Regions from separate parts of the Homo sapiens genome. Here regions 1, 2 and 4 are each linked to region 3. A link is a loop called in an ENCODE intact Hi-C map of the cell type or tissue named here. Cell type or tissue: K562. All regions are shown on one strand. Each heading gives the region's core, and the rest is flanking DNA. Links, peaks and the distances in the headings are about the cores only. Region 1 has its middle 64 kb from the start of ABL1. Region 2 holds the start of QRFP (pyroglutamylated RFamide peptide). Region 3 has its middle 10 kb from the start of LAMC3. Region 4 overlaps ABL1 (ABL proto-oncogene 1, non-receptor tyrosine kinase).

What was found. Peaks named below come from ENCODE experiments on the same cell type or tissue, not always from the same donor. Only the 100,000 strongest peaks of a DNase experiment are listed, where the experiment ranks them.
Region 1: a loop joins it to region 3, with 7 times the contacts of the local background. A loop is called at or near these places in 7 of 110 quality-filtered maps.
Region 2: it touches region 3 in a loop (5-fold over the local background); 11 of 110 quality-filtered maps call a loop at or near these places.
Region 4: it touches region 3 in a loop (8-fold over the local background); 50 of 110 quality-filtered maps call a loop at or near these places.

Annotation. Positions count from the first base shown.
Region 1 is chr9:130,767,445-130,775,546 of GRCh38, reverse strand. It overlaps a transcript of ABL1 not described here. Among named protein-coding and RNA genes, the nearest start is that of ABL1, 64 kb to the left of the region's middle. RefSeq lists enhancers at 6,689-7,493, 7,494-8,102. In K562, for the core only: no CTCF peak of the experiment used is centred there; DNase peaks (open chromatin) are centred at 4,406 and 4,644.
Region 2 is chr9:130,890,894-130,897,386 of GRCh38, reverse strand. QRFP (pyroglutamylated RFamide peptide) reads left to right here and starts at 575. Exons shown (of 3, transcript NM_198180.3): 1 at 575-810; 2 at 1,406-1,690; 3 at 3,549-4,680. The coding sequence starts at 3,549. The coding sequence ends at 3,959. RefSeq lists enhancers at 1,080-1,766, 1,767-2,454, 3,243-3,757. In K562, for the core only: no CTCF peak of the experiment used is centred there; DNase peaks (open chromatin) are centred at 168, 756, 2,656, 3,606 and 8 weaker places; H3K27me3 peaks cover 1,986 bases.
Region 3 is chr9:130,994,995-131,003,096 of GRCh38, reverse strand. No RefSeq gene overlaps it. Among named protein-coding and RNA genes, the nearest start is that of LAMC3, 10 kb to the left of the region's middle. RefSeq lists enhancers at 4,496-4,545, 7,453-8,009 and a silencer at 4,656-4,715. In K562, for the core only: no CTCF peak of the experiment used is centred there; DNase peaks (open chromatin) are centred at 3,975, 4,166, 4,606, 5,406 and 1 weaker place; H3K27me3 peaks cover 4,830 bases.
Region 4 is chr9:130,865,560-130,873,661 of GRCh38, reverse strand. It overlaps ABL1 (ABL proto-oncogene 1, non-receptor tyrosine kinase), which reads right to left. Exons shown (of 11, transcript NM_005157.6): 5 at 1,449-1,533; 6 at 625-802. Among named protein-coding and RNA genes, the nearest start is that of QRFP, 27 kb to the left of the region's middle. RefSeq lists enhancers at 2,570-2,769, 6,886-7,180, 6,685-7,186. In K562, for the core only: no CTCF peak of the experiment used is centred there; a DNase peak (open chromatin) is centred at 3,501.

The DNA of each region.
Region 1 (8,102 bases), core at 1,568-6,567, 230 kb after region 3:
CCTCAGTTTACTAAATCTCTCTTCAGTTGTGTCTAACTTGTTAAACCCATCCACTGAAGTTTTAATTTCACTGATCGTAGTTTTCATTTCTTTTTTAGTTCTTTTTCAATTATTTGATTTTTCTTCATAGGATTTTAGTCCTTACTTGTTTTCTATTTCACATTTTATTTCTTTAAATGTTTTTAAACCAGTATTTTATATTCTGAATCTGACAGTTTTTATATCTAAAGCTATAAAGTACTATAGTTCTACTGTTCATTTTCCTGCTCTGTGATGCAAGGTTGTTTGTTTTCTCATGTTCTTAGTTTTGGATTGTGAGATCATGTTTGGAGAAGCTTTATCTTTGGGAATCTGGTGTTAAGACTGAGAAAAAGATAGATATAGTCCAAGAGGATATGCATTGACTTCTGCCAGCTAACTAGGAACTGTAGTAATCTAGGAACTCTAGCAACCTAGTATCTCTCTAAAATAATGTCTCTTCTTGGAATTTCACAAACTACAGAGGCCAGGTAAATTCAAACAAAGTTTAAAAGAAGGCATGCTTAGAATAAAAGTTATCTCGGGAGGTTTTTGTTTCCTCTCACTCAAAGTGCAGACCAAATCAGACAAGTTTCTTTCTCTTTGTTTTCTTTCCTTTCTTTCCTTCCTCACTTCCTCCTTCCCTCCCTCCCCCACTTTCTAACTTCCTTTCTTTCTTTCTTTTTTGAGATAGGGTCTCACTTTGTCACCCAGGATGGAGTGCAGTGGTGCAATCTCAGCTTCGGCTTCAACCTCCTGGGTTCAAGAGATACTTCAGCCTCAGCCCCTCAAGTAGCTGGGACTATAGATGCACGCCACCATGCCTGGCTAATTTTGTTTGTTTGTTTGCTTTTTGTTTTTGTTTTTTTAACAGATGAGGTTTCTCCATGTTGCCCAGTCTGGTCACGAACTCCTGAGCTCAGGCAATCCGCCCACCTCAGCCTTCCAAAGTGCTAGAATCACAGGCATGAGCCACCGTGCCTGGCAAGTTTCTTTTTTAAATATTCTGCCAACAGCTTATTCTTTCTAGTCTATCATTTTGCTCAAAGTGTAGCCAATCAATGATCTTAGCTTTATAGGGCAGTCTGAATTCCAAGTCCCTGTCTACTCATAGGCCCAAGATTATGTCTCCAGTTCCCCAAACAGCAGCCCTTAAGACTCAAGTGTCATCGACAGCTACCATATGACCAGCGATCCTGCTCCTATTTACCCAAAGGAAAAGAAAGCAAATGTCCACACAAAGCTTTGCTCATACTGCAGGAAAAAGGCAAAAAATAAAAGTAAAAAAGATATGTTCATATGTGTTCTAGCAGCTTTATTTGTATTAGCCCAAAAAGGGAAACAAATGCCCATCAGCAGATGAATAAACAAATTATGGTCCATCCACACAATGGAATAGTACTCAGCAATAAAAAGGAACAAATTATTGATCCAAAAACATGGATGAATCTCAAGATAATTATGTCAGGCAAAGAAGAGTACATAGTATATGACTGTATTTTCTAAAATTTTATATAAATGAAAACTAATTTATGGTGACAGAAAACAGGTAAGTATTGGACCGGGAAGGAGGTAAATCAGGGAAGAATTACAAAGAATCATAAGGAAACTTCTGAGGATGATGGGCTTTTCACTATCTTAATTGTGGTGATCGTTTTGTGGGCATATACATATAATTTATCAAATTGTATACTTTATATATGTGCAGTTTATTTTATGTCAGTTATACCTCAATAAAACTATTGGGGAGCCGGGCACAATGGCTCATGTCTGTAATCCCAGCATTTTGGGAGGCTGAAACAGAAGGACACTTGAGCCCATGAGTTTAAGACCAGCCTAGGCAACATGGTAAAACCCCAAAACCCCATCTCTACAAAATGAAAAAAAAAAAAAAAAAAAAGAGTTAGCCAGGCATGATGGCCCACACCTATAGTCCCAGTTACTCAGGAGGCTGAGGTGGGAGGATCACTTGAGCCCAGGAGGTCAAGGCTTCAGTGAGCCATGATTGCACCACTACACTCCAGCCTGGACGATAGAGCAAGACCCTATTTCAAAACAATAGCAACAAAAACAAAACATTGGGGGAAAAAAGCATCTTGATTACTGAAATTAGCAAACAATGCCAAGACGTTTACAGTTTTGGCTTGTCTTTCTTATTTTCAGCTCATCTTTTATTTTTTATTTATTTTTTAAATTTTTTTTTAAATTCGAGATGGAGTTTCACTCTTGTTGCCCAGGCTGGAGTGCAATGGCACGATCTCAGCTCACTGCAACCTCCACTTCCCAGGTTCAAGTGATTCTCCTGCTTCAGCCTCCCGAGTAGCAGGATTACAGGCATGTGCCACCATGCCCGGCTAATTTTGTATTTTCAGTAGAGATGGGGTTTCTCCATGCTGGTCAGGCTGGTCTTGAACTCCTGACCTCAGGTGATCCACCCGCCTTGGCCTCCCAAAGTGCTGGGATTACAGGTGTGAGCCGCTGCACCCGGCCAGCTCATCTTTTATTTTATAGGCCTTGGGGATTTACCTTTTTTCTTGCAAGTTCAGCTATTCATTAAAAAGATGTTTATTATATTTTAGGGATCAGGTCTAAGTATTTTTGTCAGGTCAATTTTCAGGATAATCTGTCCTATCACCAGCAAAAGTCTCCCTCATACCTGTGTTTGAAGACAATGCTAAATTGTCCCTAAAGTTTGTCTATCATGTTTGCCCCCATCTCAGTCAAAATCCTCGACAGTGAAGCCCCTTGGGCAAGCATTCAGTTGGATCCTCACCTAATCCCTGTGCCCTGCGTTTTCCTCTTCCCATGCCCTTGCTCAGGACATTCACTCTGGCCAGATTCTGTGTCTCCTGCCTGTACACTTTCCTCTTTTCAACAGATTTGGGGTGTGGTGAAATTCCACCTCAGTACCCCAGGCCTCTTCATATGCCCAGATCCCGTCTCCTCCTCTTCTCCCACCAAAAACCACTCCCATCTTTTTCCCTGACCAGTCACCCTAGTGAGGAGATGTCTCTTTCCTCTCAACCGCTATAATTCTTCACATGTCTATTACTAACGTCAACCCAGTAAGGTCTAGCATTTGAATCCAGTGTCTCAGTGTTTCATCTTCTCTATTCAATTCCTGAAAATCATGACCATCTGTGAGTCTACAGTAGCACAAGCTCAATGCCTTGTACTCATGTGGACAAACAGTAAATACTTGGCAAGGGAATTGATAAGCATATGAAGGATGAAAATCCTTCAGGGAGAGTGTATGTTTGGGAGATATCTCTCTACCAAAGATGCAGGTGAGCTGACCAGACCAGTGTTCCGATGTAAATGACTGAAATCCAGCCAGTCACAACTGCTTAGAAGTATCCATTTCAAATCTAAAAGGCAGGGAAATACTGTGCTTCAAGAGAATCACAACTGAAATGTTAACATTATTCTCCCTAAGGCAGTTACCAGGAAGCATTTTTTAAAAACACCAACTTTTGGCTGGGCGCAGTGGCTCATGCCTGTAATCCCAGCACTTTGGGAGGCCAAGGCTGGCGGCTCACCTGAGGCCAGGAGTTTGAGACCAGCCTGGTCAACATGGCGAAACCCCATCTCTACTGAAAATACAAAACTTAGCTGGGCGTGGTGGCACGTGCCTGTAGCCCCAGCTACTCAGGAGGCTGAGGTGGGAGGATTGCTTGAGCCCAGGAGGAGGAGGTTGCAGTGAGCCAAGATTCTGCCACTGCACTCCAGCCTGGGCGACAGAGTAAGACTCTGTCTCAAAAAAAAAAAAAAAAAAAGAAAGAAAGAAAGAAAGAAAAAGTCATTTGACCAAGGAAACTATACTGCAGCTTCTCTTAGGCTGGGTACTGCTGCTATCCCAGTATGACTTAAGAACACATTAGGTTAAAAATAAATAAATAAATAAAAACATCAGCTTTTGAAGGATAAATACCTATGATACTTTCCTTACAGATGTATTTTTTCTTTTCCTGTCAAGCACATAAACTTCTGAGTGAAGATATTTGGAACACTTAAAAAGTATAACATCAGTTAATGTACATGAATATGTCATAATGCCTAAGAAAGAACAAATGTTCCTGTATTTTGGCATCTGTATAAGTTATCAAGCTAATAAAATGACAGGACCCTACTTCCCTAAAAAAAACTTAAAGCACAAATGTAGAATATAAACTGGCACTCTACTTAGAAGGCTGAGGTGGGAAGATCACTTGAGGCCAAGAGTTCAAGACCAGCCTGGGCAACATAGTGAGGCCCCATCTCTACATACATACATACATACATACATACACACACACACATACATACATACATACAGCTGCCCCTATCAACTCCATGCCTAATACTCAATGCTGGCCTACAATTTTCAGTTTGGCTTTTGAAGGGAGCACCACCATGTGGTGAATGTTTTTAGTACACTTTTAATACAGATCCCAATAGGATGTTATATACATGTAAAAAGGAAGAAACCAATTATCCAGGCCCAATACAATGTAAAATAAACAGATATAGACACATTTTATAACATTACTTTTATACTGACCAAATTTTAGAGTTCAACTATTAAGAGTTGAGATATTATCTGTTCCTTCAGGAGGATTCAGATTATGAACCTCCTTTCATGTTAGTAAGTGAGACCCAGAGTCGGTAATTCACCCAAGGGACTAGGTTAAGGGGTAGGCTGGGAATGTGATAGTACCGGGTCTACAACCCTGGTCTCCTGCCTATTTATATTGTCCCACATCTCTTCTCTTTTATGTGAAATACAGATTATTTGGAAACTTAAATTTTTATTTATTTAACAAGCAGATATATAGCATTTACTATGTGCTGTAACTGTTCTAAGCACTTTTAAATATTTGAAAGCAATATTTAGAACAGTGCCTGCACACAGTAAGCACTATATGTGCCAAGTAATTAAAAGTTTGAAACCTCCAAAACCTCCAAATAATTTGCATTTCGTGCCGCTCCTTTCCTATGGAGACTCTGAAGAAGACTGTATTGTCAATCTTTTAAACATTTTTGGAGACAAGTGCTTATGCTGTGGCCCAGGCTGGAGTGCAGTGGTGCAGTCATAGCTCACTATCACCTCAAACTCCTGGGCTCAGGTGATCCTCCTGCCTCAGCCTCTTGAGTAGCTGGGACTACAGGTGTGCACCACCACACCCGGCTAATTTTTCAATTTTTTGTAGAGATGGGGTCTTGCTACATTGCCCAAGCTGGTCTTGAACTCCCGGCTTCAAGTGATCCTCCCGCCTTGGCCTCTCAAAGCATTGGGATTACTGGCATGAGCCACCATACCCAGTCTTATAAATCTTAATAATCTTCTAGGGTTTAAAAAAAAAAGAGAGAGAGAGAGACAGAGAGAGAGACAACTGGTAGAAATAAAGACAACAAAGCCAGAGTTCTGTGCTCTAGGACCCTGGAGCACTGTCCTTCAGCTGGTGAATGGATAAACAAACTGTGGTACATCTATGCAAGAGAATACTACTCAGAGACACAAAAGGAGGAAATGTGGATAACATGCAACAACGTGGTTGACTCCTCACCCATTATATTGAATGAAAGAAGCCAGATTCAAAGGCTTCAGACTGTACTATTCCATTGATATGACATTCTGGAAAAGGCAAAACTACAGGGACAAAAAAACAGATCAGGGTTGCCAGCAGCTGGGAGAAGAGAGAAAGGATGACTACAAAAGGGCCGCACAAGGGAATTCTAGGGGGTGATAGAACTGTTCTGTATCTCAAAAGGGGTGGCAATTTCACAAGTGTATGTATTTGTCAAAGTCCATAGAACTGTATAATAAAGAAGGGGAATATTATGATATGTAAATTATACCTCAATAAACCTGACTAAAAAATAATACAATACAATACAATAAAAGACTAGGGGCCGGGGACGGTGGCTCACACCTGTAATCCCAGCACCTTGGGAGGCCAAGGTGGGTAGATCACCTGAGGTCAGGAGTTTGAGACCAGCCTGGCCAACACGGTGAAACCCCATTTGTACTTAAAATATATATATACAAAATTAGCCAGTCATGGTGGTGCACACCTGTAATCCCAGCTACCTGGCAGGCTGAGGCAGGAGAATCGCTTGAACCCGGGAGGTGGAGGCTGTAGTAAGCCAAGATAGCACCATTGCACTCCAGCCTGGACAAGAGCGAAACTCCAACTCAAAAAAAAAAAAAAAAAAAAAAGACTAGGGCCATAGTTTGGCTCTCCAAATTAAAGCTAAAGAAGTTGCATTCCATAAAAGTTAAACAACAACTGATTAAACTGTTTTCCTCTATAACCGACCTACTCTAGTTAGACCTTTGGCCCTTACTAACTTTATAACTACCTTTTATAATAGTTACAAGTTATTGATCTAACTATACAACAAGCACTATTCTGTTTCTTTAGGTTTACTGCTTAATTTTCTGTGCCAATGACAGATGTATGTGAAATAAAGAGTGAAAAATTCCCCCTCACGTCCCCAGGCCATACCCACCCCGATCCATTCCACTCTCAAAAGATAACCACTATCGACAGACCTTTCTCAACATATTTACAGACCCGATTTTTCTCTGTAGTATAAATGGGATTATATTACCCTTGCTTTTCCATTGAACACATTGAACACATCAATCCACATAAAACTACCTCTAGCTCTTTAACAGCCACAGAGTGTTGTACAGAATGACAGCCACAATTATGTAGCTGTTCCCAATGAACAAATATTTAAGTTACTTCCAATTGTCTCTAGTTAGGTTTCTCATAGGGGTTTTAATTTAATTCTCACAAAGACCCTATAGAGTGGGCCTATTATAGACAGGTCCTCCAAGGCTTGGAAGGATGCACTAATTCGTTCCTTCAACAAAGACTATTCTGTGCCAGGAACACGACAGCAGACAGGGTCAGACAGAGCCTTGGCCATCAGGTAACTTACTACCGTTCTTCTTCACTGGCTCTAACAAGCAACATCCCCCAGACCAGTGCAAAGCCAGGCTGATGCAAGGGCTCTGGGGAGGCCTTTCAGCCTAGCTGGGGGCAGGGTGGTCATCAGTGGAAACTTCCTGTTTCTGCTCCTTGGTGCTGCCTCACTTCCACCGCCATCAGACTGAGGATACACAGCTAGTCGTCACTGGCTCTGTCCTGGGGGGACTTTGCTCTTGCCAGTGACAGTCTTCCATACGCTCTGAGTTGCTGCTAAATGCCCGTGCACACCAAGCCTCCCAAGTTACAGACCTAGCAGAGCATGAATTATTTTACAAATTCACAAATGTAGCAACCAAGTAAATCCTGCTGCCAGTCTTCCCATCAAGAAGGAAACAGAAAAAGCAGAGGCTGCAAGCTCTAATGCTTACAGGGTTCAGGAAGTTGTACACATAGGAGTGTATGGGGGTTGGGGGGAAGGGGGCTCTCCCATCTGGGTGATGCTGTTCAAGAGAGCAGCGGCTACTCAGCTCCAGCAGATAGCTACCATGTGAAAACGCAGGGTTTTGGAAGTAAAATATATTGTTTTAAAAAAATTACGATGGAAATCTTAAAATTTCCTAATTTTTAAATCCATAGGTTCCACTTCATTTTTTTCCTCGCAATTTCCATGTTAATTAAACCAAGTCATTTGTTGTGCAGAATTCCCACCAGTCTAAATCTTGATGATTGAATTTAACATGTCACTTTCTTCTGCATGAAACTTTATTTTCTCAAATGCAGGTGGCCATTTCTGTTTAAAAGAGATGTCCTATTTGTGAATGTGTGTGTACGTGTGTGTGAGTGTGCACACACATGCACACGTGCACTTTACTTCAGAGAGCTGGCCTGTGGCTGCTCTGAGGAATCAAATGTGTTCCCTTTTCATAAAACCTGCAGCTCCTCCAGAACTAAAACTCGGTATTCAAATATGAGGTCAGGCCGGGCACAGTGGCTCCTGCCTGTAATCCCAGCACTTTGGAGGGCCCAGGCGGGTGGATCACCTGAGGTCAGGAGTTCGAGACCAGCCTGGCTAACATGTTGAAACCCCATCTCTACTAAAAATACAAAAATTAGCCAGACGTGGTGGCAGGCACCTGTAATTCCAGCTACTCGGGAGGCTGAGGC
Region 2 (6,493 bases), core at 1-5,000, 100 kb after region 3:
GGGGCGCGTGCAGGGCACAGGGGTGTGTGCGGGGCACAGGGGTGCATGCAGGGCACAGGGGTGCGTGCGGGGCACAGGGGTGCCTGCGGGGCACAGGGGTGCATGTGGGTCACAGGGGTGCCTGCGGGGCAGAGAGGTGCCTGTAGGGCAGAGGAGTGTCTGTGGGGCAGAGGGGTGCGTGTGGGGCAAAGGGGTGCCTGTAGGGCAGAGGGGTAGCCTGTAGGGGAGTGGGGTGCCTGTAGGAGAGGGGTGCCTGCGGGATTGGACCCCATGTTGCCTTCCCCAACTTCCATGGCCATTCCTGAGGAATTCTGCAAAGCACAGCTTGGGAACTTGAACCTCGCTTTACACCAAGGGAGCACTGAGGCACCCAGAGGGCAGGCATCCGGTCCAGGCTCATAGCACGGTAGAGACCCACCCTGGGCGGCACCCCATGGATAACTGGTGCCCGCTGTCAGAATCAACCAGCACTAACCAGGGAGACAGAAGGACACCACACCTCCCGTCTCACGAGCACACACACGTGTACGCACGTGTGCACATACTCATGTGGGGGCATACACACACATGCACACACAGGACAGGGGCACCTCAGGCCATCGGAGGCAGCCCTGGCCTGGGGGATGGAAGCTGGTTCTGGCCAGCAAAGCTCAGTCATCGGCTTCAATCCGCAGACCCTCCGCCCGAACCTGGGCGCTCAGCCCCGAAGTGGAGGATCGAGATTCCAGTGCCTTCCTCAGGTCTCTGGGGAAGTGTCCACAGGCTCTCTATTCCCATGACTTCTGATCCCCCAGCAGCCGGGATGCAGGGGTAGGTCGGCTGGGTGAGGGCCCCTGGAATGGGGGAGGCCCTCTGTGCTCAGTTCCTGACAGTGGTGGGGTGGGGCTGCCTCATCACCCCCCTGCCTGCTCTCAGTGGAGGGAGAATCTCTGCCGGGCAAGGAGCAGAGGCTGGGTCCTCCTGCTGGCCTCCCAGAGGTGACCCTCGGTGACAGTAGGGGGCCACCCAGGGTATGCGGTGGGAGGGGCTGGGGGCCACAGGCAAATGCTCCACTGCTGTCCTGGGCATCTGCCGTGCCCCCTTGGTTGGTTCCTGGGTAACAGGCCGCTGAGGGCTCCACCTGCCGGGGAGGTGCACCTGGCTTAGCCGCGCAGCCCGGTGCCTGTGAAACACGGGCCTCATGGGTGTCTGTGGCTTTCCTGCCCATGAAAGCCATCCTGCAAGCTGGGCAGTAGGTGTGTCGGGTAGATGTCCACCCACCCCATGTCCTCTCCGGAGCGTGAGGTGCCAACCCAGCAAAGGCAGGACCCTTAGGGTGAAGGGTGGGCTTGGAACCCCCGCCAAGGGACTCGAGGGTCTGTGCCCGCAATTTGCAGTTAATGATGCTGTCTGCTCTCCTCCAAAGGGCAGCCCGCCTGCCCTCTCATCAGACTACATCCTGTGTGAGGTTGTTTTTATCAACGCGGTCAGCACTGCCCCTCTTCAACAACAGCGTCCCCAATGGAATCCCAGGGTCAGGAATGCGCAGCAGGCAGTCGGCAGAGCAGCAAGCGCACCGCGGGCCATATAAAGCAGGGAGAGCCCAGGGGCCATGCCTCCTGGACGAGGACCCAGAGCAGCTCTGCCCAGCCCAGCCCCGGAGCCCAGCGATCCACCAGCCAGCCTTCCTGGGAGCAGTCCCAGCCACACGGTGAGCATAGCTGCCCTGTCCCCAGCAGGAACCCCAGCTCAGGCCCTGCCCAGGCAGGAGCCAGGCATGGGCAGTCAGAGGGCACACAGAAGCACAGGGAGGGAGTGCCCGGAGAGGGGACACCAGTGCCTCCCCTGCCAACAGCCCAGAGCAGCACAGATTGGTCACGGCTGCCCTGCCAGGGCTGGGACCCAGCCTCACCCGTGCTTTTCCTGTCCCTTCCTGGCTGTGGGGCCTGAAGCCCTGACTCGCGCTGGGGCCGCCTGTCCCGTGATGAGCATCCCCACTTTCTACCAGATTCTTGAAGGGGTGCATGAACCCCTAAAAGGGGTGAAGGGCCACTCCAGGGCCTGCTCTGTCAGGCTGTCTCCTTTCTAGACACCCAGAGGCCACTCCCGGGTGGATTTATCCACCAGGATGCAACGGTCCCTGGTCCACATCGCAGTCAGCAAAGTGCTTCCTATGGGGAGGAGGGAATGGGCTGGGCCGCTGCAGAAAGTCACCTCGTGGAAGCCCCCACTCTGCCTGCGCCCTGATGGAAAGGTTTTCCTGGCAGCATGAGGGAGGTCACTCCATCCCTGGGGGACGAAAGCTTAGAAGAACTGGATTTGGGTAGAAAGTGGGGTTGCATGTATTATTTTTTTAAAAGCTTCCTGGCTGAGCTCGCTTCTTTGAAATGTGTTCGAGGGAGCCATTTCTGGAAAGGGCTCTGGGGACTCCTGTACTGTCTTCTCCAGGGCCGGTGCTCTCTAGTCTAGCCTCAGTTTGACTCTGCGGAGGACAAGCCAGCTCCAGCTCCCCCGCGGTCATTGTCAAAAAGGTTTTCTTTGCCAGACAAGGGAGCAAGTGTTACCAAGGCAGGTTCATTACAGGAGGCTGGGTTTCAGATCCCCCGAGTGCCATGTGGAGTACAGAGGAGGGAGTTAGGGCACGCCTTCCTGAGTCAAGCCCAGTTAGACCTGGGATTGAACTCTAGCTCTGGCACTGATAAGGCCATGAGATCTGGGGCAAGTCACCTCAGCTGTTTGAGACCGACACCACCCCTGTGAAATAGGAGGGTTGGGAGTACCTAGCAGATATGTATGCTTCTTGAAGAAGCCGTCTGGCCATTAGAATCATGAATCCAGAGCCTCCACTTTCTGGCTGTGTGGCCTGGGCACAATCTCAGTTTTTCTGACAGTTTTGTTGCCTGAAAAAGTGGGACTGGCCGGACCTACCAAGCAGGAGTACTATGAAGATGAAGTACAATCACATGTGTGAGCTCTTGGCTCAGAGCCTGGCAGACCTACGGTGCCCAGGCCCCAGTGGTGTCCACACACTCCTTCCCAGGTGGGTGTCCGAATTAGGCCAGGACCATCCAATCTGTTTCTGGCTTTCAGGAGCAACTCGTTCCCACGTGAAAGAGACATTAGCAGGATGTCCCAGCTAAACAGCATAGCTAGACCCATTTATTATCCAGTTGAACACTAAGGGAGATTGATGCTTTTAACTTTCCACCCCATGGCTCTGCAATGATATGGCCATTTTATAATAAGAGAAAAATGAGCATACATTTGCTGACTCTCCCGGGGCCGCCTGGGCACTGCTCTGCCAGCCAGCAGCGGTGGATTTACGGTGCTAAGCTGCCCAGGCACGCAGATCGTGGGGACTGCAGGAGAAGAACCGGCCTAACTGGCACAATCACCTCCTGATCCTGCTAATAAAACAGTGGCCTAGTCCCAGCACTGCTCGGAAGCCGGGCTCAGCTGAGCCCCCTGCTCACATCTACGCTGCCAGCCTGTCCCGGGGAAACATTTTGGTGAGTTGCGCTTGGCCACGTGTGCAGCCTGTCACTCTGCCTCTCTTTCCTCTGGGTCAGATGGTAAGGCCTTACCCCCTGATCTACTTCCTCTTCCTGCCGCTGGGCGCCTGCTTCCCTCTACTGGACAGAAGAGAGCCCACAGACGCCATGGGTGGCCTCGGAGCTGGAGAACGCTGGGCCGACCTGGCCATGGGGCCCCGACCCCACTCCGTGTGGGGTTCCTCTCGGTGGCTGAGAGCTTCACAGCCACAGGCCCTGCTTGTCATAGCCAGGGGGCTGCAGACATCGGGCAGAGAGCATGCTGGCTGCAGATTCCGCTTCGGGAGGCAGGACGAAGGCAGTGAGGCCACCGGCTTCCTCCCTGCTGCGGGGGAGAAGACCAGCGGCCCGTTAGGGAACCTGGCTGAGGAGCTCAATGGCTACAGCAGGAAGAAAGGCGGCTTCAGCTTCCGCTTCGGTCGGCGGTGAAGGGCCAGGACGCCTTGGAAGGATTTGCTTCTTGGACTCACCCCCATTGTCTTCACTCCTGCCTTCTCCCCCAGTCTCAAAGACCACGACACCCAGATGATGTAGGCTTGGTTACGATGAACGATCCATGGTAGGACAGGTTAGGTGTGTGCTTACTTTTGATTTCCAACTTTGCTGAAGCGAAAAACTAGGCAGTGTCAAAAAGGAGGCTGTCTTGGAGCCTCGGTCGTCCCAGCCTCTCTCTTCCCCTGGGGCTTTGACTCCGAGCAGCCCCCTGGCCCCAGGGGCACGGAGCTGAGGCTGTGGCTGGGCCATGAGTGTGAATAGCAGAGCGAGGCAGCGGGCTGAGTGCTTACAGTTGGGTAATCAAAGTTGTGACAGTCTCTATAGGCACGACTGCGGCTGACATCAGAGTGCAAATGAGTGCATTCCACTGGGTACAGAGGATGGTTCTGAAAGTTAAAAATGGGAAAAAAGAACCCGATCCCCTTCTCCATGCCATGAGCACAAGATCCCCCTGGCAAGAAGCCCCTGCTGTGGTTTGCCTGCCCCTCTGACCGCAGCCCTTCTCCGCGGCCCAGTGTTAGCCCGGCCAGGAGTCTCCTGGGAGATGCGTTGGGAAGGAATCCCGTTTTTGCTATAGCAAGGTTGCATTTCACATGTTCAAAATCAGAATATGTCGTGTGTATCTTTTCAAATAAAAGTTGTGACAACTGCAAAACCATACTGGAATGCTGGCCTCCCCCACAGTCTGAGTTCTGGGTGCCTTGCCTTTCGGGAGATGGAGCTCCTGTTGACTGGACCCAAACACCCCTCCTCTAGATCCCTGTAACCGGCAGTCGGTCAAAGGGGCGGAGGAACACAGCACATGTGCTTTTCACTTCCACTCGGCTGCTCCTTCCCAGGTTTCCTAAGAGCAAGGAACATTCGGAAAACAACTTCTCTGCCCCGGGGAGAGCCCACGCTCAGCCGGGAGTGGCTGCAGGCCCGGGGCCAGGCAAAGCATCTGTTTCAAACGCGCCTTTGGTGTCTCCTGCATCCCATCCCGTGTCAGAGGCGGCGGTCGGATGCTGCTCACTCCCGGGCTGGCTTCCGCTGCTGAGATGAGAACTTACATTGATGTTACTATGGCAACCCCTCCCCTCCTCCTTTCGAGCTGCAGCTTGCCCCTGTTCACAATTGAATAATTTCCCATTGAGCTGTCACAATTAATTGGTGGATTTTTATTAGCCTTTTAGAACCACACTGGGCTGGGCCCAGCTTGGCACCTTGGAGTATTTCACAGTGTTTTCCATGCTATTAGTGACTTATACTCCTCAGTAGCAGCTCTCAATCCTTGGCAGCCAGAAAGCCACTTCATTAAGGGGTGACAGATCTGAGCCACAAAGAACCAACCTGACTGGGGAGCAGAATGGGTGCTGAGATGGGAGAGAACACCAGAGTCAGAACATCACCCGGTATGAAAGCTGCCACCTTCTCCAGGAGCTCCTCACCGCTTCCCCATCGCTTCCCACACAGAAACTAGCCCCCCAGGCTTGGCGCATGTGCCCTGAGTCTTAGGGCTGCTGTGATGGGGACAAGACAATGATTCCTGAGGCTGGTGGAGGGGTGGGGCACATTGTTCTCTTGGGCTCTGCCACTGTCTGAGGACAGAGTGGTTCAGGATGCCTCCTGCAAAGGGATGTTGTCACTGCTTGCTAACATGACACTGATGGGGACGGACACATCCCCGGGGTCCTTGCTGTAAGGACGGCCCTGGCACAGGGTGAACGGACAGATTCGTTCACCACAGGTGTGCACACACACCCCATTCTGCTTGGCTTAAGGGAGGGGGAGGCAGTAAGCTAGATCTATCCCTCCCTTGGCTCATTCACGCAAAGCAGCCAGAGATGTGCTCACCAGAGACCGGGTGAAACACAGCAGGCTGAGGGCAGAGGGACGCCCTGACGCACGGTCCCCTGGCCACTCGTCACTTGCCAACTTCTGCAAGTGAGCAAGGAGCCACCCACAGCCAGTACTTTAGAGAACACCGAGGCTGAGCCACCCTGCACATTCCACAGGCTCTTTGGGGATGCACTGGCTGGTTGTTAATTTAGCAGGATTAGATTAACCTTGATGGAAAAACCTGAGATAAAGAACACGGGGGCGGGGGATGCCTTCAAAGCAGTGGATATGCTGTCATTATGCTTTTATCACTTTAAAAAACCCAACAAAGCTATTCTTTCCAGTTTGCTTGTACACTTGAGCTCAGTAGCCCTGAAAATCCGAACAATCAAGCTGCTAAGGGCACTGCTGTCAAATCAACTCCCGCTGGGCTTGGCTAAGCCTCCTCTTTAACCCGGTGCCCCGCGGCCAAGCCCACCGTGTCTGTCAAGGTCTTTGGGCCTCTCATGCCACCCCAGCGCCCCCTCAGCCCTTGCTCTCTCCTCCACAGATAAGATTACCCCTCTCCAGGAGGGTGAAGTTGAGACTCCAGAAAACATTTATTTTGGAATCAGAGAGATGAAGCTCCCCTGAGCAGTGCTGGCTCACTC
Region 3 (8,102 bases), core at 1,500-6,499:
AGCTACCATGCCCAGCCCACATATTTTTACTGTAGCTTTTCTATATTTAGAGGCACAAATACTTATCATTGTGCTAAAATTGCCTGCAGTATTCAGCACAGTGCCATTCTGTAGAGGTTTGTAGCCTAGGAACAATAGACTACACCATATAGCCTAGGTATGCAGTAGGCTGTACCATCTAGGTTTGTGTATGTTCTCTGATGTTCACACAATGACAGAATCACTTGCCGACACATTTCTTAGAATACATCCCCATCATCAAATGATGTGTGGCTATGTTTACATATATATAGAGAGAGAGAAAGAGAGAGAGAGAAAAAGAGAATATATACGTGTGTGTGTATATATATATGTATATATGGGGAGAGAAGAATTAATTAATAACTTAAAATAAATTGAGGGAGGGCCAGGCGTTGTGGCTCACACCTGTAATCCCAGCACTTTGGGAGGCCGAAGCAGGTGGATCACTTGAGGTCGGGAGTTTGAGACCAGCCTGGCCAACATGGTGAAACCCTGTCTCTACTAAAAATACAAAAAGTAGCTGGGCGTGGTGGCACATGCCTGTAATCCCAGCTACTAGGGAGGCTGAGGCAGGAGAATCGTTTGAAGCCAGGAGGTGGAGGTTGTAGTGAGCCTGTATTGTGGCACTGCACTCCAGCCTGGGTGACAGAGCAAGACTCTCTGTCTCAAAAAAATAAATAAATAAGTAAAAATAAATAAAGAAATTGAGAGAGAGATTTATTTTAAGGAATTGGCTTACATGATTATGGAAGTCAACAAGTCCCAAATCTGCAGGATAGGCCAGCAGGCTGGAGACCCGGGAAAGAGCTGAAGCTCCTGTACCGCCTGCTGGCAGAATTCCCTTTTCCTCAGGGAGCTCAGTCTTTTTCCTACTAAGTCTTCAACCGATTAGAGGAGGCCCACCAACTTTATGCCTTCGCTTCCCTCAAAGTGTTCTGATTTAGACATTAATCTGATCTAAGAAATACCTCCACAGAAACATCTTGAATCATGTTTGGCCAAATATCTGGGTGGCGTGGCCTCTCAGGTGAACAGGTAAAATGAACCATCGCACCCTCCAAAGTAAAAGTCACGCTGTCTCTATCAGCGAGATGCACAATGCTTGGTGGGCCTCTTCAGGTCCTAGAAGCAGCATATTCTTCATGTAGGAACACTTCTCGGACCCACTTCTCAGGGAACAGGTGAGGCTACTCGCTTTGTATGTGCCCAGAGTAGGAAAGGGCTGGGCAGCAGCTCCAGGCCATTCATGAACAGCCCTGCCTCTTAGGCATGTGTGCCAGCGGGCCCCGTGGTGCTGGTGGAATCCATGCTGGGAAAGAACCATAATTATCGTGAGCCCCGGGGTTCTGGAGCAAGGCATGCCAGCCCCGCAGAGGGTTCTATGCCACTCAAAAGGCAGATCCTGGTCTACAAGACCGGGCTTTTGTACAGGCTGAGTGATGATCAAAGGAAATCAACGGACCACATGGCGGGTACTGCCATCAAGAGCTGGGTGGAGTCGGACCCACGAAGTCAAGGATGCAGACCCAACAGCCAGCCTTCATGAAATGGGAACGGTAGGTCCAGGGTCAGGGACGGGTCGTCCATAGTGTGAGGGAGTTCATGAACCGGTGGCACAGCCCCCATGTTGCCCCCCAGCTCTGATGCTTCCTCCTTGGCTCATACCTATAGCCTGGGAGGAAGGTGTTCCCTATGACCAGCTGGTGGAGGAAGAAAAAATCCCAGCCTGGCTCCCAGGTAAGTCAGTTCAGTGTGCAGTTATGGGACCAGAATGGACTGCCACTGCCCTTCCAGCCAAATCTGGGGTGGCCCTGGGGATAGTGGTCCCAATGGGCAGTGTTTGTACACCTGAGAACGATGCACAGAAACTCGTGGACAGTGGCAAGTGGCTTAGCAACCCATGTAGCAAGATTGGTGGCAGGGACATGCAGATGGACCATGTAGCAAGATTGGTGGCAGGGGCATGCAGATGGACCTGTGGGACGGGGCCAGCTTTGTTCTGGACCCTCCAGAGCTCAGGACCATGATGTAGGGGGAGATGATGGTGACAAGAAGGCCAGCATCCTTCCTCCCAGGCTCCATGGCAAAGCAGACCCTGCCTCCGCCACCCTAATTCTCAATCAAGGACTCTGCCTGGATTAATTAATTGGTCATCTTCTCAATTCAATCTGTGCGACACAGAAGCCATTGGCCACATGGTGTTCAGGAACAGACCTGGGTTCAGATTCTATCTCCACCTCCTGTGTGGCTGTGGAGGGTAGTGAAGCCTTGGTCTCCCCTCCTTCTTGGATGCCTCCCTGATATGCCAAGCTTGCCACCCTAAGAGCTACTCTTCCCGGCTGCCTTTGCTGCTAGGGCCCTGTATGTAGAATAGGTCCTGCCAGGCCGGGTGCGGCGGCTCATGCCTGTAATCCCAGCACTTTGGGAGGTTGAGGCGGGCAGATCACCTGAGGTCAGGAGTTCAAGACCAGCCTGACCAACATGGACAAACCGTGTCTCTACTAAAAATACAAAATTAGCCAGGCGTGGTGGCACGTGGCTGTAATCCCAGCTACTCATGAGGCTGAGGCAGGAGAATCACATGAACCCGGGGGCCAGATGTTGCGGTAAGCCGAGCTGAGATCGCGCCATTGCACTCCAGCCTGGGCAACAACAGTGAAACTCCGTCTAAATAATAATAATAATAATAATAGGTCCTGCCAGCCGGGTATTTTCACTTGAGATTTAGAAGATGGAAGTGGGCAGAGGCCATCTTCTGCCCTTCTGGTGGATTTTTCTGGTGCAAGTGAGGTCACAGAGAAGGGAGGTTTTCAGCCTGACCTGCTTCCCATTCTCCAGTCCTGCGTGTGCTGAGAGGTCTCTGTGTGGTGGCGGTAGCAGGAGCAGTGCTTCCTGACTCTTATTTCCAGCCCCTGGATTGCAGGCACAGCTGTGAGTTTTCAGAGCCAACAGCGGTGGCAGCCTCAGAGGTGGTGGCAGCTTCCCTGGTGGGTCAGTTCTGCGGTGTCCCAGGTATCAGCCCCTCCAGTCCTCCCAACCATTTCCTGAGCACTTAGTGACCTGTGTTCAATCCTTCCTGTTGGATATACACAAGCACATGGCAAGTGCTTGGCTCAGAGCTCAGCATGGAGTAAGTGCTCCATAAATTGTTATTGCTATAATTCCCACAAGATCCTGCTCTCTATGAGCCCATGGTCTGGTTAGAGAGGAAAAGCGTTCATTAAAAAATAGTCTGATTGGCCAGAAGTGGTAGCTTATGCCTGTAATCTCAACACTTTGGGAAGCCGAGGCTGGTGGACTGCTTGAGCCCAGGAGTTCAAGACCAGCCTGGGCAACATAGTGGAATCCTATCTCTACAAAAAATACAAAAATTAGCCAGGCATGGTGGTGCACACCTGTAGTCCTAGCTACTGAGGAGGCTGAGGTGGGAAGATCACTTGAGCCTGGAAGGTAGAGGCTCCAGTGAGCTGTGGTCATGCCACTGCACTCCAGCCTGAGCAACAGAGTGAGATTCTGTCTCAAAAAAAAAAAAAAAAAAAAGAAGAAGAAGAAAAAGAAAAGAAAAGAAGGAAGGAAGGAAAGAAAGACAGAGAGAAAGAGAAAGAAGAAAAGAAGAAGGAGGAGAAGGAGAGGGAGGGAAGAAGAAAGAAAGGAAAGAAAGAAAAGAAAAAGAAAGAAAGGAAAGGAAGGAAGGAAAAGAATGAAAGAAAGAAAGTCTTTTTTCTAACTAAAGAAAAGAAGGGAACAGCCAGATGACATTCCAAGGCTCGTTTGAACCTGTTTTATAAGACTGAGTTGTGGTCATTTGTCCCTCGGCAAACGTACTGTTACCCACTGTTGAACTTCTCCTGTCTTGGGCTCACAGTCAGTGAGGCAGAGGCGTGATATGCATAGGTCTGGACGCTGCAACGAGACACATGCAACAAGACAGTGCCTGGAACGGGTGCAAGGAGGGTGGGGTGGCTCGTTCTGCCTGGAACTGGAGGATGCTTCCCAGAAGAAGCAGCATTTAGGCTGAGCTGTAAAGGATGAGTAGAGGAAAGGGCGTCCCAGGCAGGAGCACGCGCAAAGGCCCAGAGGCGTGCACAAGCAGGGGAGGTCGGCATGTGTTTGCAGTGTTGGGTAGGGAGCTGGTCCTGTGGGGTGAGGCTGGAGCAGGGCACAGAGGCCAGAGGATGTGGGCCTCTCGGCAGTGGCAGTTTGTCCTGCGAGGGTCTGCAGGGGCTGGAGGTTGTGAGCCCCTGGGGGACAAGGACCACGTGTGTCCCGGCCTGGTGTCCCCGTGGCCTGCACTGAGCGGTGTTCAGGAGCATTTCTGGAATGAATGAGACCCCCGCGGCCGGCAAAGACGGATCCTTTAGGGGCTGGGCTAGAGATGAGGGCTCCTTCAAGAGGCATCAACTGGGTGCTCACTGACCTCGCCCAGCCCTGGCAGCAGCCCTTGAAGGGACCGTCCTGCCTGGGCTGGTGATCTCATTTGCGGAGGTCTCCCAGCAACCTCGTGCCTTCTGCCTTCCCAGCTTCTCCTCCCAGCTCTCACCGTCCAGCTGCTCAAGTTCACCCGGGACCAACCACCAGGTGGCGATGTTGGCCACAATACGGGGACGGGCCCCTCTCTGGCCCCTGGTGGCCTAGGACACCCCGGGCCATTGCTGCACAGGGCAGGGGAGCTGACCAGCGCCGTGGAGGGGGGCGCGGAGCTCCATCGGACAAAGCTCCTTCCCGAGGCTGCTTTCTGGGTGAGTGGCACAAGCACGTCTCAGGCCCCGAGAGCAAGAGGCTCTGCCGTCTGACCCCCGCTAGCCCTTCCCCAGCCGCTCGGGGCCCCAGCGCTGAGTGTGGAGCAGCCAGGTTTATGGGGAGCCCAAAGGGGGAAGGAGGGGCTCAGAGTGGGGGTGACTCCCAGGAACACACAGCGGGAGTGGGCAGACCCAGGGCCAGAGCCAGGTCTCCCTCCATCCCACTGCTGAGGACAAACTCCCCGGGCCCCCATCCTGAGGCCCCTCAGCCTCCATGGGGCGGCCGGTGGGCACTGGCCTCTCAGACTGACCGCTGTGTTCAGACAGCGTGAGTAGAAGGGATGGCACTGTGGGTGGGGTGGCTAAACATCCCCTGCTTCCCTGTGGCCTGGGATCCGATAAGATGGGCCTATAAAGATGGTTGGATCCAGGGCACAGGCTGTACAAATGGGGAAACTGAGGCCCAGGGAAGAGAAGCAGTTTGTTGGGGACACATTCAAGGCAGGATGTGACCGGGTCTCTCCTATCCCTGTGGTCAGCTCCTCCTAGGATAGGGTTCGGGGAGGGTCTACAGAATTCAGGAAGCAAAGTATCCTCCCCGGGCATCGGGGTGTCTGTGCACCCACAAAAAAGTCTCAGAATAACCCCCCAAATCTGGGCAACAAGGGGACAATAAACACCTGCACTGCCGGAAAGGGCTGGGAAGGAGCCAGGAGAACTGAGGAAGCCAGTCTTTGGGTGAGGGCTGCCAGCTCTCCATCAGGGGAAGGTTCTGAGTGGCACCTTCTGGTAGGGCCCCACACCCTGGCAAGACATCTGACCCCTGAAGCCGGGGGTCCCCTCTTTACACACATGACCAGAAACCCACAGAAGCCACAGGCTGCATGGCCTCAGTTTCCCTGCAGCCTGGAGCTTTGGGGCCCCTCTCCAGATCCCCAACCTCCAACCCCTCTCCCTGACACCTGGTGGCAGCCCCTGCATCCCTCCCCCAAGTGGAGCCCTGCTGCCACCTAAGTACCTCCCACCATGTCATTTGAGGTCCCCTGCTGGTACTAGTTCCTAGGGTCCGTAAGTGGCACCTGTGTCACACTGGCCTTGACCCACTGGTGGGTGTGCCTGGACAGGCGGCTTTGGTCCTGTGCCCTACCCCAGGATCACCTGTGTCTGGGATTGCTCTGGGAGCAGGGACCCCTGAATATTTCCTTCAGGGGTTCAGGGAGCTGTCCTTAGCACCGGCAGAGAGAGCTGATTCGGGAAGGAGAGGAGTGGCGTTGGAGAGGGTCTCCGGAGGGGAAGTGGGAAGGGTACAACTGAAGAAGCAACTGCAAGTGCCAAGCGGGGAGGTGGGAGGCGAGTGAGAGGAGCAAGGCGGACGAGGGGGCCTGGAAGGGGGACAGAAATGAAGCTGGCAGGGCTTGGTGAGGGTCTGCCCATTGTCCTAGCCGTAGCAGGGAGCCAAGGAAGGCTCTTGAGCAGCAGATGGTCCAGGCCTGTTTCCTTTTGGAAGATGGGAGTGGAGTCCAGGGGAGCAGCCTGATGATGGTGTGGTAGGAGGAGCTGATGCGTGTGCACGCATGTGTGTGTGTTCCATGTGTCTGATATGTGTGTATGTGTGTCCAATATGTGTGCGTGTCCAGTGTGTGTGTGTGTCTCTGATGTGTGTGTGTGTGTCCAGTGTGTGTGTGTCTCTGATGTGTGTGTGGGTCCGATGTGTGTGTATGTGTCCCATGTGTCCGATATGTGAGTGTGTGTGTCCAATATGTGTGTATGTCCAATGTGTGTGTGTCTCTGATGTGTGTGTGTGTGTCTGATGTGTGTATGTATCCAATGTGTGTGTGGGTCCGATGTGTGTGTGTATCCGATGTGTGTGTGGGTCCGATGTGTGTGTGGGTCCGATGTGTGTGTATGTGTCCCATGTGTCTGATATGTGAGTGTGTGTGTGTCCAATATGTGTGTGTGTCCAATATGTGTGTGTGTCCAATGTGTGTGTGTCTCTGATGTGTGTGTGTGTCCTGTGTGTGTGTGTCCGATGTGTGTGTGGGTCTGTTGTGTGTGTGTGTCCGATGTGTGTGTGGGTCCGATGTGTGTGTATGTGTCCCATGTGTCTGATATGTGAGTGTGTGCATGTGTGTCCAATGTGTGTGTGTGTCCATTGTGTGTGTGTATGTGTCCGATAAGGAATGTGCCTGCGTTGGGGACCTAGGGGGCTCCTGCAGAGGCCTGGCCTTGTGCTTGGGCTACCAGCAAAGGTAGCAGGCTCCCTCCCGGAAGCCCACCTACTAAGGGTTAAAACCTTCCGGGAGAAGAAAGAAGGGAGAAAAACCCTGTTGTTCTGATTTGCTTAATGAACGTTAATTAAGAAGACAGAAGAGAGCTGATTCCTTCAGGACAGAGATGAAAGGCCTGTTAATTAAATCTGGGGAGATCGGCCAGGGCCCTGCTGATCTCTCCTGACAGCTCTGCAGCCTCGTTGGAGCCCAGCGTTGGGGGCACAGCGCAGAGGGGAAAGGCAGCTCCCCCTGCCCCCACCCTGCAGCTTTGGAGCCCAGACTCACTGTGGTATCTTGGGTGGGGCTCTGCCCTTCTAGGGCGGCTCAGTTCCCCATGTGGACAGCAAGAGCATTGGTCTAGGTGGTTCCCAGGATGCCAGGTCTGGCTCAGAGGCTCTGTTAAGCCTGTGCTCTCTGTCCGCATGCCTGGGTCTCGATCTTCCCTTCTGTTCGGTGGGGAGACATCACTTGCTCTGCAGGCAGGCTTCAAGGGCAGGAAGTGAAAACTGGGAGGTCTGCCAAGGGCTTGTGGACAACTGTGGAAGAAAGAAGTTAGCAACTGGCGACATCAGCCCCCAGGATCCCACTGCTAGGCCCACGCCCATCTGTCTGTATTGCAGCATATCCCTGGGCACTGCCCTGCCCCTCTGAGCAAGGACAAGGTCACCCCCTGAGAGGCCTCCTGGGAGTCAGACCTGGGCTGAGTGCACCACCTCCACAAGTAGTTACTGTTATTCTCCCCATATTGCAGACAGGGAAACTGAGGCCCAGCCAGAGACAGCTCCTTGCCCAGGACCACTCTGCTCGTCAGCAACAGAGAGCCGTGTACACACCCCAGTGTGCCCGGCCCCAGAGCCTGTGCGCCTTTCCACTTTGCTCTCCATTCATTCATTCATCCATCCATTCATTCATTCTATTACTTTAGGGGACATTTGTTCTGTGCCCTCCCTGGGCTGGTTGCTGAGGTACAGGGGATAGACTGTCTGGGACCTCATGGTGCTCCCCAGAGAATCAGGAAGACAGACAGTGACCCAGGAAGCAACCTGGTGAATTAGTTAGTGACTGATCACGG
Region 4 (8,102 bases), core at 1,561-6,560, 130 kb after region 3:
AGGTCAAAACACTTCAGGGTTTAAAACAGCAAAGACACTTAATTTAGACCTCCACATACACAATTCTGACAATTGTGGAAACATCCCTGAATCAGAGGACAGCAAGTTAAGTGGAGAATGAAAAGATAATAAAGAGAAAGCAGGAAAAAAAGACACACACACTAAAAAACAAAAGCCATGTACTGGTTGTTCCCATGAGTTTGCGTAAAAGCAATGCCAGCGGCTCCCAGGAAGAGGCCATTACTGCTGGGCGCTGGCCCCGGAGGAACAATGAGTACTCTCTTTCAGAGGGGACTGTGATTATTAGGAAGGACGCCTTTTATGAACTTCATTTAATATTCCACTTAGCCCAAAATGGTTCAAAAATGAAATATTCCTTACTCCGGGGATTAGCTGCTCCACTGGTCCAGAGTCTAGGCCTGGCTGAATTTAGCCCTGGATGCATGCCCAAAGCTGGCTTTGCCAGGAGCCTAGTGTTTGCCTTTGTTCCAAGGTCCAATGTGTTGCCAGCACTGAGGTTAGAAGCTGCGCCCTGAGACCTCCTAGGCTGGGGCTTTTTGTAAAAGGCTGCCCGGCTCCACGCCCTGTGACTCCATGGCGCAGGCTGCCTGGCCAGGCCCCTACCTGTGGATGAAGTTTTTCTTCTCCAGGTACTCCATGGCTGACGAGATCTGAGTGGCCATGTACAGCAGCACCACGGCGTTCACCTCCTGCCGGTTGCACTCCCTCAGGTAGTCCAGGAGGTTCCCGTAGGTCATGAACTCAGTGATGATATAGAACGGGGGCTCCCGGGTGCAGACCCCTGCCAACAAGACAACGAGGACTTCAACACGTGGCTCCGCTCCCAACTGAACAAACAACTGTCTAAAGAAAAAGCCTTCTGAAGGATTCTGACTCTGCTCCTCAGTCCTGGGCCCAACTTCCAACATGGTCCCAAGCACCTGCATCCTGAGACTGTGCTCGTGTGGGAGGGACATGGCCAGGCTCTTTTCTTCTTCTCAAGCCAGTGAACTTGAATTTACGCAGGGAGAGGCTGCCACAGAATTCAGACGCAGACCTGGCCCCACCTCAAATGACCTTCACCACCGTCAGTTTACCCCTGAATGGTTAGGTCTGATGGTTATGTGTCTACTTACAGAATCACTTCAGTGAGAAAACTCTGGAAAATGCCCAAGTTTCAGAAACTAATTTCAGATTTGCATTTGACTGCTTTTAGGTATCCACTTAAAATAATCACATTCTCCCTCTCATACATACATGTGCATATGTGCACACACGCACACACCCATCCCATACAGGCCTCATTTTACCCGCGGCTGAACGTCGGCAGAGCACAAATATTCCAACGAGGTTTTGTGCAGTGAGCCGCCCGTGCGTCTTCCCCAGCGCCTGTGTCACCCTGGGGGTGCGGCGCGAGACCCTCTCTTCAGAGCCCCGGGCTTACTCACCAAGGAGCTGCACCAGGTTAGGGTGTTTGATCTCTTTCATGACTGCAGCTTCTTTCAAGAACTCTTCCACCTCCATGGTGTCCTCCTGCAGAAGGAAAAAAACGAAGGTGAAATTATTTCAGGAAGTGCTTTTCAGTGGGTAAGTACTTGACTAGTTAATGCAAAATGGAGCTTCAGCGCATACTCGTCCTGGGCTGCGTTTTGTGACAGCCACATTGCTGCAGACAGGTTCCATGACAGCTGACCAGCAACTTGATGGCAGAAAGAATTTTCCCCTTTGGGGCCAAACTTTTCAATTCTCCCCCAGGCAACAGGGCAAAGCTGGCTTGCATGTGCCGACAACCTGCTTCTGGTGCCTGCTAGGCAGGCCACATGTGCTTCCCCACCTCTTGGAGCTCGTGGGGGTGTGGGAGAGCTATACGGGCAAACACCACAAACGTGACACACTTTCCCCAGGGAACCTGGTTTCCAAGGGGTGCTAACACACTCAGCCTAAAAAACATCACCTGAAGAATCTGAAATGTACCTGATTTAAGGGAAGAGACCCTCATGACAAGAAAGAGGTATTGCATCACAAAGAAGAACGATGTCTCAAAGTACAGTAGCAACAGAGGATGCTGAACTATTCTGGCACGTGGTCGTGGGCTCTTAATGAAGCAGTCATCACTGTCTGTCAGGTCAATTACTCACAGTCTAAAATAATCCTCACCAGCAGCTCCCCTACCAACAAATTCATAAGGATCATCAGTACATGTCACATTTTAACAAGTCCATGGTATCTAAATGCCAAGGGGGAGAAAAAGATAGGAGCATGGGCCCGGGACAGACAGGCCGTGACTTCTACAGGTCCTCTCATCTTTTCAGTCTGGGGTCAAGTCTGAAGTGCCGTGGCACTGAGCCCTGGGGAGAGCCCCATGACACAGAGCCTTGACCTTGGCCTACATCACTAAGCCTCTTTTTGACTTAAAAAATGCTACTGTCTACTGAACTGACTATCAGAACAAGAAGCAGGTGGGTGTTAAATGATATGGTCTGTTTGCTGCGAAAACCTGGCTACAAAGGCCAAAGGAGGAAGCGAGATGCCTCCAAGTTTCAACAGAGTTTGGAGAGAAAAGACTGCAGGGGAACAGAGAGTGAATGGCTTAAAAATTAGGCTCCCCAAAGAGGAAGGCTTGATCAACTTTCTATTAAACGTAGAACCTTGTATGTTCCGGCCCGTTTGGGAGACACCGTGTCCTGATGGTCCTGCTTGCTATGGCTGCCCCAGTTCCCCACCCTGCTGTGGGGGAGGCTTCCAGAGGACGGGCCAACCTTTACTTACAGCCTTCTTGCTTTGGCCAATCCTGTTTACAAGTGAAGCGTGACCAATGAGGCTATGTGTCAGCCCATTATCTCTTAGCTCAGGGCTCCGTGAGGCTGAAACTTGGAAACAATTTATCGCTCTTTAAAAATGGTGAGCTGCTCTTAATGTCAATTAAACCTCATTGGTAGTCACCATGCCAAGCTGTCCGAGGGGGAAAGAGCTCACCTCTGTCACCACCCCATTGGCCGTTTAATTCTTCTGAGCCCTCTCTGCTCCTTAATGTGCTCAGCAGACCATGCTGTTTTTTGGCATGGAGTGCTCTGATTTACCAGGGTGACATGCTAATGTCAAAGGCTGGACAGTGAACGCCTGCCAGTATCCGGGGATTCAATGCTGCTCACGTATAGGACTGGGGCTTTAAGAATCTTGCTTGATCAACAATATGGTTAAAAAGTAGCTCTCAAAGGAAGCTTTCGAAGCAAGTGGGGTTTTTCTGTTTTGAAGACTACATAATAAACCACATACAATGAAATCATTTCATAAATATCATTTGCTTTTATAGCTACTGACCCTCTTCTAAAAGACCCATGTAATAATCTTGAGAGGTATGTACATGCAAAAGGAACATGGCTCTCAAAGGCAGCCCTCTTCTCATCTGTCTCTCTTACATACACACAAACACACAAGGGAGGAAAGTACAAATAATTCCTTTTCTTATAGAAAAATCAATGTGAATTTGTCTCCCCCTGCTGGAATCAGACCTTGTCCAATTTATAATTTTAACTATTAACAACAGCTGGCCGAGTGTGGTGGCTCATGCCTGTAATCCCAACACTTTGGGAGGCCAAGGTGGATCACCTGAGTTCCGGAACAACCTGGTCAACATGGTGAAACCCCATCTCTACTAAAAATACAAAAATTAGCCAGGCGTGGTAGCGCATGCCTGTAGTTCCAGCTACTCAGGAGGCTGAGGCAGGAGAATCACTTGAATTCGGGAGCAGGAGGTTGCAGTGAGCCAAGATCGCACCACTGCACTTCAGCCTGGGCGACAGAGTGAGACTTCATCTCAAAATAGAAAACCAAAACAACAACAACAAAACAGCCTACGTTTGTAGTTGTGTTAAACTGGAAATATCCCTGACGCAATTCTGTGACATTCCTTTACTTTCATTAAAAAAATTCCTATCATTTTGCTGAAGAAAATTCTCTTTATATAGTAAAATAAAGCTAACTCAGATGAATGAGGTGAAGGAAACACTTTGAGTGAAAGCTATGAATTTTCAGCCTGGTCTCTTCTGTGCTTGTTAGGGAGGGAGATGGGTCAACTGGCCTCTTTGCACGGACTGACGAGGCTGGCCCAGATGCAGATGAACATTCTGGGCGGTACGGCGGAGCGGTTAAGAGAATGACTTGTGGATTATACTGACCTAGCTCTGCTGCTGTGTGACCATGGTAAGTTACTCACCTTCTCTGAGCCTGTTTTCTCATCTGCACAACAGAAAGAATGTCAGTATCTCCCTTGTGCACAGAGTGCCAAGAGCAGTTCCTGGCATGAGGCCAGCACTCACTCAGCGGTGCTTGCTTTTATTACTATTAAGGCAGTTTATCTCTATTCCTGAGTAGACCGAACAGATAGCTTGTAGAAAACAAAGGCTGGTTCTTTAATGAATACTAGGGTTGTTTGTCTTCTCACAGATACATTCTCCCAGACTCAACATCTCACAGGTATTTTCTTTTTTTTTTTGAGACGGAGTCTTGCTCTGTCGCCCAGGCTAGAGTGCAGTGGCGCGATCTCGGCTCACTGCAAGCTCCGCCTCCCAGGTTCACACCATTCTCCTGCCTCAGCCTCCCGAGTAGCTGGGACTACAGGCACCTGCCACCACGCCCAGCTAATTTTCTGTATTATTAGTAGAGACGGGGTTTCACCATGTCAACCAGGATGGTCTTGATCTCCTGACCTTGTGATCTGCCCTCCTCGGCCTCCCAGAGTGCTGGGATTACAGGCATGAACCACTGCACCCGGCCCTCATAGGTATTTTCTAATCAGTTTCCTCCTTTTTGCTCACCCCCAAGCACAGGTATTCTACAGCATGAAAAAGAACACTGTTTTTAAAAATGGCTTGGCCTCTCTGGGGGGCCGAGACAGGCAGATAACTTGAGGCCAGGAGTTCGAGACCAGCCTGGCCACATGGTGAAACCGTGTCTCTACTAAAAATGCAAAAATTAGCCGGGCGTGGTGGCAGGAGTCTGTAATGCCAGCTACTCAGGAGGCTGAGGCAGAAGAATTGCTTGAACCTGGGAGGCCGTTGCAGTGAACTGAGATCATGCCACTGCACTCCAGCCTGAACTACTGGGCAAAACTCTGTCTGAAAAAAAAAAAAAAAAAAAAAGAAAAAGAAAAAAGAAATGGCTTGGCCTTCCAGCAGTTTCTGTGTAGCAGGCTTTCAATGTCTCGCTCTCAGCAGGGACCCCCTCCCTGAGCAGGGCCATTATCTACAGATAGATCAGTTTCCACATCTGTTTCTGGTTAACCAAATGCTAGGTGAGAGAGGTTACAGGCACAGTGAAACACCACAGGGATTATCCTTATTTCCAATATTCCTTCACCCATCAGATGAATCAGGATCAACACAGCTAAATACACTGAAGAGACTGCTGGGTGTGGTGGCTCACGCCTGTAATCCCAGCACTTTGGGAGGCCGAGGAGGGCAGATCATGAAGTCAGGAGATCGAGACCATCCTGGCTAACATGGTGAAACCCTGTCTCTACTAAAAATACAAAAAATTAGCCGGCGTGGTCGCAGGCACCTGTAGTCCCAGCTACTCGGGAGGCTGAGGCAGGAGAATTGCTTGAACCCGGGAGGTGGAGCTTGCGGTGAGCCGAGATCACGCCACTGTACTCCAGCCTGGGTGACAGAGTGAGACTCTGTCTCAAAAAAACAAAAACAAAAACAAAAAGCAAAAAAAAAAAAACCACTGGAGGGATAGAGTTAGACTGAGGAAGGCGATTCACACTCCAGAGGTGGGACTTGAAGCTCGAGAGGAAAGCCCAGGAGAGACCACCTCGTAGAGGAGCCCCCAGAACTCATCTCCCTGGCCAGAGGAGAACCCACTGCAAGGAATGCCTGTCTTGCAAGAGCAAGTGCAACCTGGCAACAGCAGGCTCCGAGCCCTCCTTGTGCGGCCAGAGAGCCACTGCGTACAACTGCCAAGGGTACGACTGCCCTTCTTCTCGGCTTCTTTCTGGAGCTCCCCAACTAACACCCATTTCCTGGGAGAAATAAAACCGAAACACACTGTGCTGGGTGGAGGAAACAGGCACTCTCTCAACACCACTGGGGAGTGCAAATTGATGACACAAACTCCTTGGAAGGTACTCTGGCAGTATGGTCAAGGCCATAAATGCACATGGTCCCTGATCCAGTAGTTTCTGGAAGCGGACCCACCAGGATAGTTTCACATACATGCAAATGAGGGGAATCACTGTGCTGCTGTTTAGAACAGCAAAATATTGGAAATAAGAGAAAGGCCCACTGAACACTGGTACATGTTAAAATATATCCATACAAAAACAAGACAACCTTATGTATATCAATAAGGAACAACTGCCAAGACACATGATGTGGACAACAGAAGACAGAGATCCGTGCCTATGGGATGCTGTCACCTGGTTAAAACAAGGTTCACATATGCGGACTCAGGAAAGACACAGAACTCGAGGGTGGGACAACCTATTCAAAAAAATATATCCTGCACATTATTTTCCACTGTTTAAGTAGTAAATTTGTCAGTTAGCTCATGAGTCAATCTAAATGCCACAGCTAGATCACCAGCGGTCTTTTCCAAATTCTATTACTTAGAGAACTGATTCATAGAAAAAAAAGACACTGATGTACAAACTCTGAATACAGTTCATTAAAAAATTGCAGCCTCTTAGCTGGGCACAGTGGCACAAGCCTGTGATCCCTGCTACTCAGGAGGCTGAGGTGGGAGGACTGCTTGAGCCAGGAGTTTGAGGCCAGCTGGGCAACACAGTGAGACCCCGTTCCCCCACCTCAAAAAAAATTAGAGCTTCTTGTACTTGACTGTTGGTTTTCTTAAGCACGTCCTCCCTTTAACACAGATAGCAAGACTATGTCCTGCCCAATACTATCAAAATTCAAGGGTGCAGTTCCCAATCAATGAGCCTTTGCTGTAATTCCAGCTTCCCATCTGCAGGGGTCAGCCTAGTGTCCTGCTTTTTTCCTGTTCTCTTCTGTCTTCCTTCTGCCTGGAAGGTATATGAATGACCCAAGGTTGCTTGACTTGTTCACTATGGAGTTGCGGTTAAAAGTAGGCCCTTGCTCCCCCTGCTGGCAAAAGAGGACTCTGGCTCTGCCCTTGGAGAAGCCAGCGATAGGAAACAGGCTGGATGGGAGGAAACTGAGGCCCAAAAATCGGCTGAGGGAAGGACGCTTGGGCAAGGCTGCAAGGATTTTTCAAGGGTTTTGAAGAGGAAGGTAGATCGTAGCCACAAACTGCAAAGGAAGTAAATGGGAGAGTGGGGGGAAAAGGTGATTTTTTTTTAAAAGGCATAACTGTGGCTTATGTAAATATTTTATGGTATTTGAGAAATAAGAATCTGGGTTCAATTTTAAAAAAGAAGAGCTGAGCTTTGGAGCTGAGTGCCCCAGTTCAAATCCTGATGCTGCCACTCCTGGCTGTGTGATGCCAGGTCAGTCACTTAACCTCTCTCTCTTCCATTTTCTCAGCATTAAAATGTTGATACAGGGTGAATGTCCCTTAACTGAAAGGCTTGGGGCTACAAGTGTTTCGGAGCTCAGATCTTTGCAGATTGGGGAATATCCACACTATATTACCAGATGAGCACTCCAAATTAGAAAATCCAAAATCTGAAATGTTCCAGTATGCATTTCCTCTGAGCTGCATGCCGGTGCTCAAAAAGTTTTGGATTTGGGAGCATTTAGGATTTGGGATTTTAGGGTCCGGGATGCTCAACCTGGAAGGATCTTAAGGTTGTGAGGATTCAATGAGATGCGACATGTAGTAAGCACAGAGGTCTCTGCCAGGCACACAGCAAGGGCACGATGAAGCTGAATGTTAGCCACTGCCATGATTTAGAATCCACTCAAGGATTTCAGCTTTTTTTTTTTTTTTTTTTTTTGGAGACAGGGTCTCACTCTGCTCCCCAGGTAGGAGTGCAGTGGCACGATTACGGCTCACTGCAGCCTCAACCTCCCGGGCTCAGGTAATCCTCCCATGTCAGCCTCCCAAGTAGCTAGGAATACACACGCACCACCACGCCTGGCTGATTTTTGGTATTTTTTGTAGAGGCAGAGTTTTGCCATGTT